Linked DNA regions of Homo sapiens: regions 2 and 3 are each linked to region 1. Evidence: chromatin contacts called from ENCODE Hi-C or POLR2A ChIA-PET data. All regions are on one chromosome and are shown on one strand. Each heading gives the region's core, a stretch centred on a gene start or an enhancer-like site at or near the end of the contact. The rest is flanking DNA. Distances are from core to core; before and after follow the strand shown.

Region 1 (3,521 bases), core at 707-3,206:
CCCAGCCCAGCGCCGTCTTATCTCACACCATGGTGCTCCTTGCTAATCCATATATCTGAGCACACCACAGCGTCCTCTCCAAGTCACTGATGACAAAGGCCATTTTTCACAGGGGGATATAATCTGCTAAAATCTTCTCCTGCATTCCAGAGTAAGAGCTCCCATATTTCATGGAGCAGGTTAATCACAAATATCAACTGATGAAGTAGCAAGAGAGGAAAGAGAAGGAACCCTCTGGGTCCATGAAAACTTTTGAAATGGGACCCGTTTTGCTTCCCCTGTTTATGCAACAATAAAACATCCTAAAAGCTTGCAACATTTAGCAAAACTCTCTAAAATACCTGGATACAAAATAATATGCTCTTTAAACCAATAGACAATTTATTTAGGAAAGATAATTGATGAGTTATTTATATTAGTCCCCAGTGTCCAGCGCCACCATCATTGAGATGAAGTGCTCAGGACAGAGTGAAATCCCTTAATTACTCTCGTATGTGTTGCGTGTTGCAGGAAAGAAAACATAATGCAAAGTGCTTATATATTTCAGCAGCATAATAGCTTGATGAAGATTTCTAAATTTTTCAAAATGTCATTTCTTTCCAAAAGATGGATTATTTCTGTTGGGGTTTAGTCTACCTAATTATTCCTGCCTTGATTACTTAACTACTCCAGATATTTCATCCCTCCATGCTCTTATCACGTTCGGTATGTTAGAAGAACCGAGGCAGCTTATTAGCACAAAGTAGACAATCCTGTTTCCTGGCAGTTAGTGTGGGCGGGTGGGTTACACAGTGGAGCACTAGAGCCTCTCCAGCGCAGCCTCTATTCACTTGCAGTGGCCTGGGCTCGTCTGAGGCATGTGCTGTCAGAACTTTATTGCCTCTCCTAGACCAGTGTCCACCCTTCCCCCATCCCAGGAGCCAGAGCACGTGAATTCCCCTTTGCTCTCCAACTCTCTTTCTTGTACACGACACAAACCTTGAGTATGGGCTCTGCATTTCTCTAGAGAGCTGCTTCTCAAACTTCAGCCCAGAGGGCTTGTTAAAACAGAATGGCGGCCAGGTGCGGTGGCTCACGCCTGTAATCCCAGCACTTGGGGAGGCTGAGGCAGGTGGGTCACCTGAGGTCAGGAGTTGGAGACCACCCTAGCCAACATGGCAAAACCCTGCCTCTACTAAAAATACAAAAATTAGCTGGGCATGGTGGTGCATGCCTGTAATCCCAGCTACTTGGGAGGCTGAGGCAGGAGAATCGCTTGAACCTGGGAGGCAGAGGTTGCAGTGAGCTGAGATCGTGCCACTGCACTCCAGCCTGGGCGACAGAGCAAGACTCTGTCTAAAAAAAAAAAAAAAAAACCAGAGTGGTGGGGTCCCACGTCCCACTCCCCAGAGTGTCTCAGTCAGGAGGTCTAAGCTGGGGCCAGAGAATATCCCAGGTGATGATGCAGTTGGTCCAGGGACCACAGTCGGAGTAAGACAATTTTTTTTCCTTTTAAAATACTTTACAAATTTCATGCTGTGGTTATTGTCTGTATTAAACCGGAAATTGGGAGGTAATAGCATTTATTTGTTTGAGTTTGTAAATATCCAGTGTCCAGCTCTAGATTCAATGAGCAAAATAACTATTTAGGTAAAAGGTAAGGACCTCACTGAGGAAGGAAGGAAGGAAGGAAGGAAGGAAGGGAGGGAGGGAGGGAGGGAGGTTGGATGGGAGGGGAGGGGAGGAAGAAAGAGAGAAAGAGAGGAAGAAAAAGATATACGCAGTTGGAAAAGCCAGATTCTAGAACATCTCTGGAAGGTGTGATTCTAAAGCAAGCACAGCTCCACGGCTGGACTACAAGGAATGTGGCTTTTCTCTGTGTTTTCCTACTGCACGGGGCTAGCAGGGGTCGATTATCCTACCAACCTGAGTCATTCTTCACTAACGCGGGGGGCGATGGGCAGAGGGCAAGCCGGGAGGCCAGTGCCTGCCCGGGGCGCACCTGTCACGCTGAGGGAGGGCAGCCCGCGCCCTTTGGCTGATCCCACTGCCTGGAAACGAGCCAGACTCCTCTGCCTTTGAAATCCTGTTCCTTGGAGCAATCCCGGCTCGCTAGGTTTAATTGTTTCGTCTCTTTTTTTCTGGTTTATGAAGCCGCCCCGCCTGAAGTCCGCCCCTTGCGCAGCGGCCCGGAAAGGTGGGAGGAGTGCAGGCTGCGCTCCCCGCTCGGGGAGAGTCGGTTCCTATTTCCTGATTATAAAGAAGCATTCTTTGGGAGCTGATGAATTGCGGCGGGGCTAGGGCCGGCAGGACGCGCACCTGTGATGCTCTGCAGCCGCCGGAGTCTGTTTATGCATCAAATGTGCCCACAGATTTTTCCTGGTGCTTGGGGAGACGGGGGAGGCGGTGCGGGCAGCCTCCCGCCCCCCCGCTCCCCCCCGCCAAACACACACACACAGGTTTGAAAGCCTCTGAGACCTTGCTACTAAAAATGTGGTCTACGGACCAGCAGCATCACCTGGGAGCTTGTTAGAAATGCAAATCTCGGGCCCGCCTAGACCTACTGAATCAGCATCTGCATTTTAATGAATCCTGGGGTAATTCCCTATTTACGTTAAAGTTTGAGAAGCGCGACGCAGGGGTCCACGGCAGAGAAAAGGTTAAGAACTCTGATCTCAGACAAGGAAAGGGAGGAAAGAGGAGGGAAAGTCCAGTCCCGGATTTGGAAGGGGGAGCGGAGGGTTAACCCTGAGGTTTACCGCTGGAGTGGAAGACAGAGAAATTAACATATGGAGTGAGTTAGCGGAGAGGTCGTTGAAATTGGGAGTAAACACAGGCAGGGGACAGCTCAGTTTGCCCAGGGGGAGGGGTGGAAAGAGAAGAGATGGGGTTAAGTGGGTGCCACCCACACTCCCAGGAAAGTTGGGTAGGTTGCATGCTGTGACCTTTGGCTCCTCCTCCCGCGTGTTTTCTGAGACTCAACCAACACATTTTGGCACGCACACAGGGTAGACCACAAAACAGCAGAGGCCAGAGCTTGAGGGCAGGCGTGGAGCCGAGGTAAAAAGCACCTGGGAGTTTCTTAATAAGCAGGCTGACGTGGTGAAAAAAATTCTAATGCAGGAAGAAAGAGAAAGCACGTGGTCATAAAAAGTGTGCCCTGGCATCCTACATCCATACCCAAGAGGACATGCCTGGCAGAGAGTGCACCCGTGGAGCCAGGGTGACTGCAATCCTCTTGGGCCCAGATCAGCTCCTGTCTGTGCCCAAGAACCAGCTCGCTCTCCATTTTCTGCACTAGGGGAGGAGAGAAGAAGTCCTGAGAGTGTTAAAGAGCAAGTAATCCAAAAAGAAATGACATGGATTTGGCATAAGGGCCTTTCTAGGCCCCCATCTGACACCCTCTTGCCCTCACTTACTGTCAGCGCTGCTGGAACCAGGTGGTGGTGGTGAGGGAAGGAAACTTGAGTTACAGCTCCAAAGCAGGAGAGATACTTTCCAAATCTGAAGTAGGTGACACACTTCCAGACACCCCTCTATGG
Region 2 (3,521 bases), core at 553-3,052, 400 kb after region 1:
GTAAGAAAATGGAGTTGCCTCTAGGAAGAAGAATCAGGCAGAGGAAACATTCAGGGCCGCTGGCGGACCACTGACAAAAAGAAATCGGACGCAAAAGAAACCTCCCCAGAAGAAACTGGGCCACCGTGGGAGCCGTGCGAGACAGACTTCCCATCTGGGAAGGGCTGCCTACGGGTAATTGGGTTTGCTCGAGTTGCCTCTATAATTAATAAGTGATTTGACTTGGAGATTGGAAATAGTCATGAAAGGAAGCCGCGGGCGTAGGGGTGTGAGGCCCAGGAGCCTCCATCCGAAATCCAAAGACCGCGGAGGAGGACGGTTTAAGGAACAGGACGAATGTGATAATATTGGCATCTAACCTTCTAGTGTTTGAGTAATTCGTTGCTTAGCTACTTTGGATAGGCCATTATTTTGCAAACTGGAAACATTTGCAAGTGGTGATATTTTGCTCTTGCCTGACGCAGGGGCTGCAAACCTACGCCGGCTCTGCTGAACTCTTCGAAATATATATGCATAAATTGTTCCTAATGAGACCATCTGTTTTTTATGGCCCCTCTGGAAGCAGGAGGAACCCGAAGCCTGCTCCGTCTTGCAGAAATCTGTGGCCAGGCAGGCCTGGGAAATAAATAGGGGAGATTAGAACGGTGTGCGTGATTTAACAATACGCAGAACGGCAAGTTCGGTGGTCGAGATGTGTGCCTCGATTCCCAGGGGTGCGGGTCATTTAGGGTGACTCCAGACATGGGGGTTCCTCCTAGGAGGCCCAGGGACTTTGCGGAGTTCCACGGCACACACGAACCTCGTTTTTCCATATCTGGAACATCGCCAGAGCCACAACGCGAAACCACGAGCCTGTAGCTGCTCTGGGGACCCAAAACAAGCACCCAGGTTGTAGGTGGTCCCCGACGTCGCCCACTATCTAGGGCCTCCTTCTACGGTGGTGAAGGGAGCTGAACCTGGGCCACAGAGGCAGAGAACGAGCATCACTCCACCCCATACCCGGGTCAGAGCACAGAGCTCATTCCGGGCCTATCCCAAAGACTGAGCTGCTCCGCGAGCGTCTGGCAGGCCCAGCGCCCCGGCCTGAGACCGCACTGAGGGTGGCAGGGCAAACACTTTTCACATTACCGCGTGGCTGTTAATTGGGGCAGTGCAAAAGACGCCGCGACTACCCCTTTGCGGCGGCGGGGGAGGGGGGAGCGGGTCAGGAGTGGGCAGTGGGGGCTGCTTATAATAGAAGGACTGCCCTGGGGAGCCTCAGATATCGGTAACCCCCATGATTAATTCATAACTCTCCACTGCGCCTGGCACCGTCTCGGGTCTTTAATCGGTTCTGAATGTCAGCGAGGCTTCCCCGACAGCCTGAGCACTGCTTTTTCAATGTGTTGAAAGTCGCTGCGCGCACACCAGGAGACAAAGTTGCCATCTGCTCCGGGGACCAAGGCAACTGGGCGCTGGGAGGGGCCTTCCTCCCGCGGCTCCCGCTGCCCCGGGCGGCCTCCTCTTCCCGGCCTGCCCCAAAGCCAACACTGTCACCCGGAACGTCCCCGCCCCCCGCCCCGGGTGCATGCATGGTGGAAACTCCGGCTTGCAGCGAAACAGAGCGCTGCGCGCGGGCGCGCAGGGAGCCTCGCGGTCACCCAGACCGAGACCTATGCTAATGAGATTATAGGCCCGGGTTGTTTGTGTGCGCGGACGTCAAAGGGGGGGCGCAGATAAAGTGTGGAAACCGGGATGACTTGGAGGGGGGAGGGGCAGGAAGCCCCAGGAGAACAAAGCTCCTGGCCGTCGGCCTCCAAAGAGTCGCAGAAGTGACCGCCACTGGCTCGTGCACAGGCGGAAGCGGGGGAGGGCGGGGGACGCCAGGCCTAAAGCGCCTCGTGGGTTTAGAGAACTCAGAGAGGGCACCGGGTGGGGGTGGGAAGAAGACTCAACCCGTAGCTAAATGTTTGGCCTTTGGCTATTTTTTAAGGAAACGAATCTCAGGGAGGTCGGGGCGCGGGGGATGGGGGCATCATCGCGCCTCGGAGATGGGAAGCGAGTTCCCCTCCGCTTTCTGGGAAAAGCCTTGTCTCCCTTCTTTCCCCTCCCCCCATCCTGCTGAGGGTTTGCGTTGACCCATCTCTCCGCTCGGGACCGGCAGGAGGACGGAGCCGCAGGGGCTGACCGCGGCCCAGAGGCTGCCCAGGGGTCGCGCTGCTGCCGGCCTGCGCTTCCGCACTCCCGGGTTCGGTGCGTCGCCTCTCGCGGCAGCGCCTCGCTTCTTCCAGACTGTAATTCCACACTCCCGCAAGCGCTGGGGCTGCGGAATCGTTTGAGGGAGTTGGAACTGCATCAGATGAGCACGCCGGGAGGTGAGATCGGGTAGGAAATAGCCGAAACTTTGAGTTGTGCGCCACCCCACCGCCCCCAACACACACACACAGGCACACACACACACACACACACACACACACACACATTTACCCTCCCCCTTCCCAGCCGCAACCTCCGCCACCCTCTCGATTCTTCAAGGTTTGCAGCCCAGTCCTGTCATATGGTTTTGTTTCTGTGCTGCTGTTTTTTTTCAGACACGAAAATTGGACACGTGGAGAATTAGCCCTGCTGGAGAAGCGCTGGGTGCAGACTCAAACAATGGTTTCCAGCGCCGAAGCTGAGGCATCACCTTCCCCACCTCCACCCTCAAATGGCAGCTGCCTCTATATACAGCGGGCACACCCCTTCACTACCCACCCCCTCCCCCAAAGCCTGGTTAGGGACCTATGTGGGCTGCACGCTCTGGAGCCCCTTGCCCGGACACAAACCCTAGGTGGGCCTGGGCTGCCCGCTGAGTAGCTCATTGCGCCTGGGATCCCCTGGGATTTAGAAGTATAGGGCTCTCTATTTTTCCCTAGGAAGGTCCTGTCTCAAAGATGCCACCCCCAAAAATTAATGTGTAAAAACCCAACCAAGCTCCAGTCTCTGTGTCCTTTGGCAAATCTATCTTTCCTAGGGCATACTTTCCTAAGCTGCTGGGACCTTGCCCCCCATCTGATGAGCCATACGCAGGTGGTCTGGCCTCTTCAGAGCAGCTTCCTTTAGTTATTGTCTTCTCCAGAGGCCCCATCCTCCACGGCAGCCCTAATCTTAGCCCCCCAGCCTCTCTGAGCCCCCATCCCACCCCCACACTGCGCTGAGCTGGCAGCAGCCACAGCTCCCCCAGGCAGTTCCTCTCTCACTGCGCGGCCTGTGCATCTCGCTGGGGCACACACTCCGCACAGAAGCTCCCTCGCCTCCTGGAGCTGGTTTCCTCTTACAGGCTCCCCTTAGAGCTGCTGGTGCTGTGACAACGCCTGCATCTCTGTGTCTCCCTGCAGCGCTGCGAGCTGTGAATCTGCCTTCTCTTCCCTTCCTGCAAAGGTCAAGCTGCCTCCTTCTCTCGCAGGGCCGCAGTTCAGTTCTGGCCTGCAGAGCTTCTACACTGCAACTTGAATATGGGAATGGGGTGGGCATCGTGCAAGGGAGCAGTCACACTCAAGCCA
Region 3 (3,521 bases), core at 465-2,964, 290 kb before region 1:
GGGCACAGAAAGACTAAGGAACTTACCCAAGGTCACACAGCTAGTAGGGTGCTGAGTTCAAATTTATCCCCAGCTGCTCTAACTAATCAGCAATTAACCACTACCATAAAATGCCTCTCATTTGCAGAATATTTTAGGAGAGTTGCAAGATCAGAACTTATTTGTAAGCAGGAATTGTTCTGTTATTAAAAAACTTACAACAGAGACTAGAAAAAGAAATATATTGCTCATGTGAGTAAATATTTACATACACCAAAATATTTATGTTCATATATGTGAGTACTGCTTTCCACAGGGGGAGAGGAAAACGTGTAAATATTTACTCACTGGAAATAGCTGACAAGTAGTTAGGAAATAAGAATATTTATACTGTACATTGGTTTTGTGCTGTCAAATTGTTTCATCTGGAGTCTATGCACTAATTCCCAAATTGGACATGCAATACAAGAATCCTGAAATTGTAAATTCAGAGCTCCATTTGGAGTTACCTAACTTGGTTGTGAGACTAATTTCAAAACAAAGTTAATTCTGATTTTTCTAAATCATATTTTCTAAAAATGTACACTGCTTTTTAAGATGTCCTGATTCTTTCTAGGAGAAATTATCCTTAGGCTAAAAATCAAAGGCCCTGTCTTTATGCCCTGAGCCCCATGCTGTGGGTTCTTGCTAGGAGACATACTCTGGGGACCACTCCTGGGCCAATAGTTAGAAGTGGTTGGGAAGCAGGTCAAATAGTTAATAGGCCAGACAATGGCCCAGATTGCTAGTGACTCCCAGACAGCCAAAGATAGAAAAATTTTCAAATAAAAAAATTACATAAGTAGTTGGGATTTTGAGAGATATTATAATGAAATAGAATTCAAATAAATGAATAAATATATATTATGGACCTAGTGTACTGGCTTTGGACTGACACTTTCACATGCCACTGTGTTTAGTCCTTACTGCAGCAGATAACTTTTGTATCAGTTGGATAACCTTTAACTGCAAATAACAAAAAATCTCAGTGCAACTGATTCAAACAAAGGATTTACTCCCTCATGTAATAAGGAGGTCTAAAATGTGGATGCTCTAGGATTGGTTAATTCAGTGATTCACCTCAGTCATCTAGGTCTTATGCTCTTTCTATCTTTCCCTCTGCATTCTTGGTATATTATTTTGTCCTTGGCAAAATCGCCTCATGGTCGCAAGACGGCTGCTGGAGTTCTGGAATTCATTTGCAGATATTATAAGGTGTAATAGAAAAAGTAGAGTTTTTATCTCAATACATCTCTCTTTATCATCCAAATCTTTCCCAGAAGGCTTCCAAAGCCTTCCCCTCCCAGAGCACTGGCCAGAATTAAATTACACACCCATGAGTAACCAATCACTACCAAAGGGAGTGGGACCATCATACTTAACTTAGGCGAATCATTTCTTGTAAATTTGAGAATTAGGGCATAGACTCCAGTTCTCTGGCTCGTGAGGCCAAGACTACAGCCTGCTTCCTTTGAAGCATGTGGCCTCACTGAACAAGGAGGATTCCTGAATGACATTGAGGTTTTGTAAAAAAGGATAAAGAAGGTAAAAAGTTACCGGGTAGGCAACAGGGTCCACTGCATCCCATTTGAAACGTGGGGAAAACGAAGCTCAGAGAGGTTGTGACGTGCATTTAATAAATGCTACAGCTGCAATCCAAATCCAGAGTCTTTTTCTGTCAATACCATGGCTGCCTTAAGTATCTCCAACTGCTGTTGCTTTTATGTTACTGGAACAGTTGGGTGCGTGGGCACAACTGATGTTTTCCACTGAGCTCCCTTCTCTATTTCCTGTCTAGACGATTGTGAAAGGGCTGCTTGTGTGAATTTAATTCACTCATAGGCATTACCCACCTGCCACGGGCTACAAACCTCATTCCTCCCTCCTTCTCCAGCAATATTGTCAAGAGGCCACACTTTCCCTAGCTTGGAGATCTGCCCAGAGGAGCATCTCTGGACCTAGGCGGGAGGAGTGAAAAGCCAGGGAAAGGACTATGGCTCCTTGGCCAGCACTATTTTTGCTGCAGGTGCCTGAGCTTGTCCCACACTCTGTCTCCACCATGCTTAGATTCTGGCTTCCCAGTGCTCAGTTCCTCCAGCTTGGGTTGTATATTGCCTGTCATCCAGCTCCCTGCCCCTCTGGCCCCTGCAAAATATATGCTCCTCTTTCCTTATGATGATGTCTTCAGTATCTCTGCATTTCTGGAGCCTTCCCTGTCTCTTTGACATAGACCAGGGTGCTCCTCTTTTCAGTTTCCTTTGCCTTTAGAACATTCCTCCCCTCCCACTTAGGGTATTGTCTTATATCAGGTTGTCATATATTAGTTTGTTTCCACATTATATTGTATTTCCTGGGGATGAATCTACATCTCTTCATCTTGGCTCAGTCGGCCCCAGTGAAGATCAAAATATCTTTAGCATAGTGGCAACCATCTTCCTTGCAAGGTCTATACACATAAGTTTTTACACAGTTTTTGTGAGACTTTTAATAAGTTTTTGTTTATTAGCTAATGAAGGAAGAAGGAGATTTATTCATGTTTGTTTGCTTTGTTTATGTGTTTGGTTTGTTTGCTTGTTTGTTCATTTTTAATGCTAAAACAGTAGGAGAAGAGAGAGAAGAGAGATAAGAGAGTAGAGAAGGGGCACCATGGCAGAGGCCACTGGTCACCTGCTTAAATACCCTAAATATTTTCCCCTTCTTTCTTATTAATGGAACCTTCATTTTGTTCATGGTGGCCCAACTAGAAGTCTATATTTTGCAGCTACCTTCAGCTAAAGGTAGCTACATGCTACAGCTCTGGCCACTGAAATATAAGTAGAAGTTAGTATATGGGCTTTCAAGAAAGCTTGCATGGTAGAATCTTTTGTGCACGACCCAGATCTCTCTTGTTGATCCGAAAAGGTCTCCGTGATAAATCTCCCACATGCTAATGTCCATCTAAGAGTCTGAATTCTGGGCAGCCCAGCCCATGACAGCTCCTTAAAAAGGGAGACTCAGCCAATTGATATTTTTTGATCTTTGACCTTCTTTTTCCTACCTTGTACAAAACATTATAAAGAGGGCAGAGAGCCATCTTGTGACCGTGAAACAACAAGCATAAAGTTGAAAGCCACCCATTCAGGACAGCCAAATGAAAGCATGAAGAATCCCCCTGTCTTGGTGGCATTGTAGAACCATGGTACAGTCCTAGACTGACTGACTACCCCTGAATTTCGCGGTCTGTGAAAAATAGAAGCAAATCACAATTTGACTAAGCCACTGTTATATGCAATAAAACCTATTTCTACCTGAAACAGCTACCAATAGCACCTGAAGGACAGTTTTGAGCCCTTGTTAAAGAGAGAGTCACTCGCTTAGTAGTCAACAAACAGTCAATATGTCTCTTCTATTATCTTCAGCTCTGTGCCAAGCATTGGGGAAATAGCATTAAACAAGACAGGCAAGGTCCCTGCTCTCATAGAGTTTACATTTGCATAAAGAGAGACAGAGAAATATGTAAACAA

The links. A loop is a pair of places that touch in the nucleus more often than their neighbours do. ChIA-PET counts read pairs that join two places held with the same protein, here RNA polymerase II (POLR2A). Pooled maps may share reads with other maps.
Region 2: a pooled map shows a loop between it and region 1 (2.4-fold over the local background). The contact joins the promoter of LINC03053 here to the enhancer-like site in region 1. A Hi-C loop is called at or near these places in 6 of 50 pooled maps. POLR2A ChIA-PET finds 5 or more read pairs at or near these places in 2 of 52 experiments (HEK293 and activated naive CD4-positive, alpha-beta T cell).
Region 3: a loop to region 1 is called in a pooled map, with 11 times the contacts of the local background. The contact joins the promoter of LINC01281 here to the enhancer-like site in region 1. A Hi-C loop is called at or near these places in 8 of 50 pooled maps. POLR2A ChIA-PET finds 5 or more read pairs at or near these places in 3 of 52 experiments (activated CD4-positive, alpha-beta T cell, activated T-cell and activated naive CD4-positive, alpha-beta T cell).

Annotation. Positions count from the first base shown.
Region 1 is chrX:39,611,620-39,615,140 of GRCh38, forward strand. No RefSeq gene overlaps it. Among named protein-coding and RNA genes, the nearest start is that of MIR3937, 48 kb to the right of the region's middle. RefSeq lists an enhancer at 2,952-3,151. Within about 2 kb of position 1,957, at least 5 of the 41 ENCODE cell types and tissues checked have a DNase peak (open chromatin) inside an H3K27ac peak, as active enhancers do.
Region 2 is chrX:40,007,448-40,010,968 of GRCh38, forward strand. LINC03053 (long intergenic non-protein coding RNA 3053) reads left to right here and starts at 1,803. Exons shown (of 2, transcript XR_007068218.1): 1 at 1,803-2,354; 2 at 2,571-3,521. RefSeq lists an enhancer at 943-1,570.
Region 3 is chrX:39,325,648-39,329,168 of GRCh38, forward strand. It overlaps LINC01281 (long intergenic non-protein coding RNA 1281), which reads right to left and starts at 1,715. Exons shown (of 4, transcript NR_038968.1): 1 at 1,576-1,715.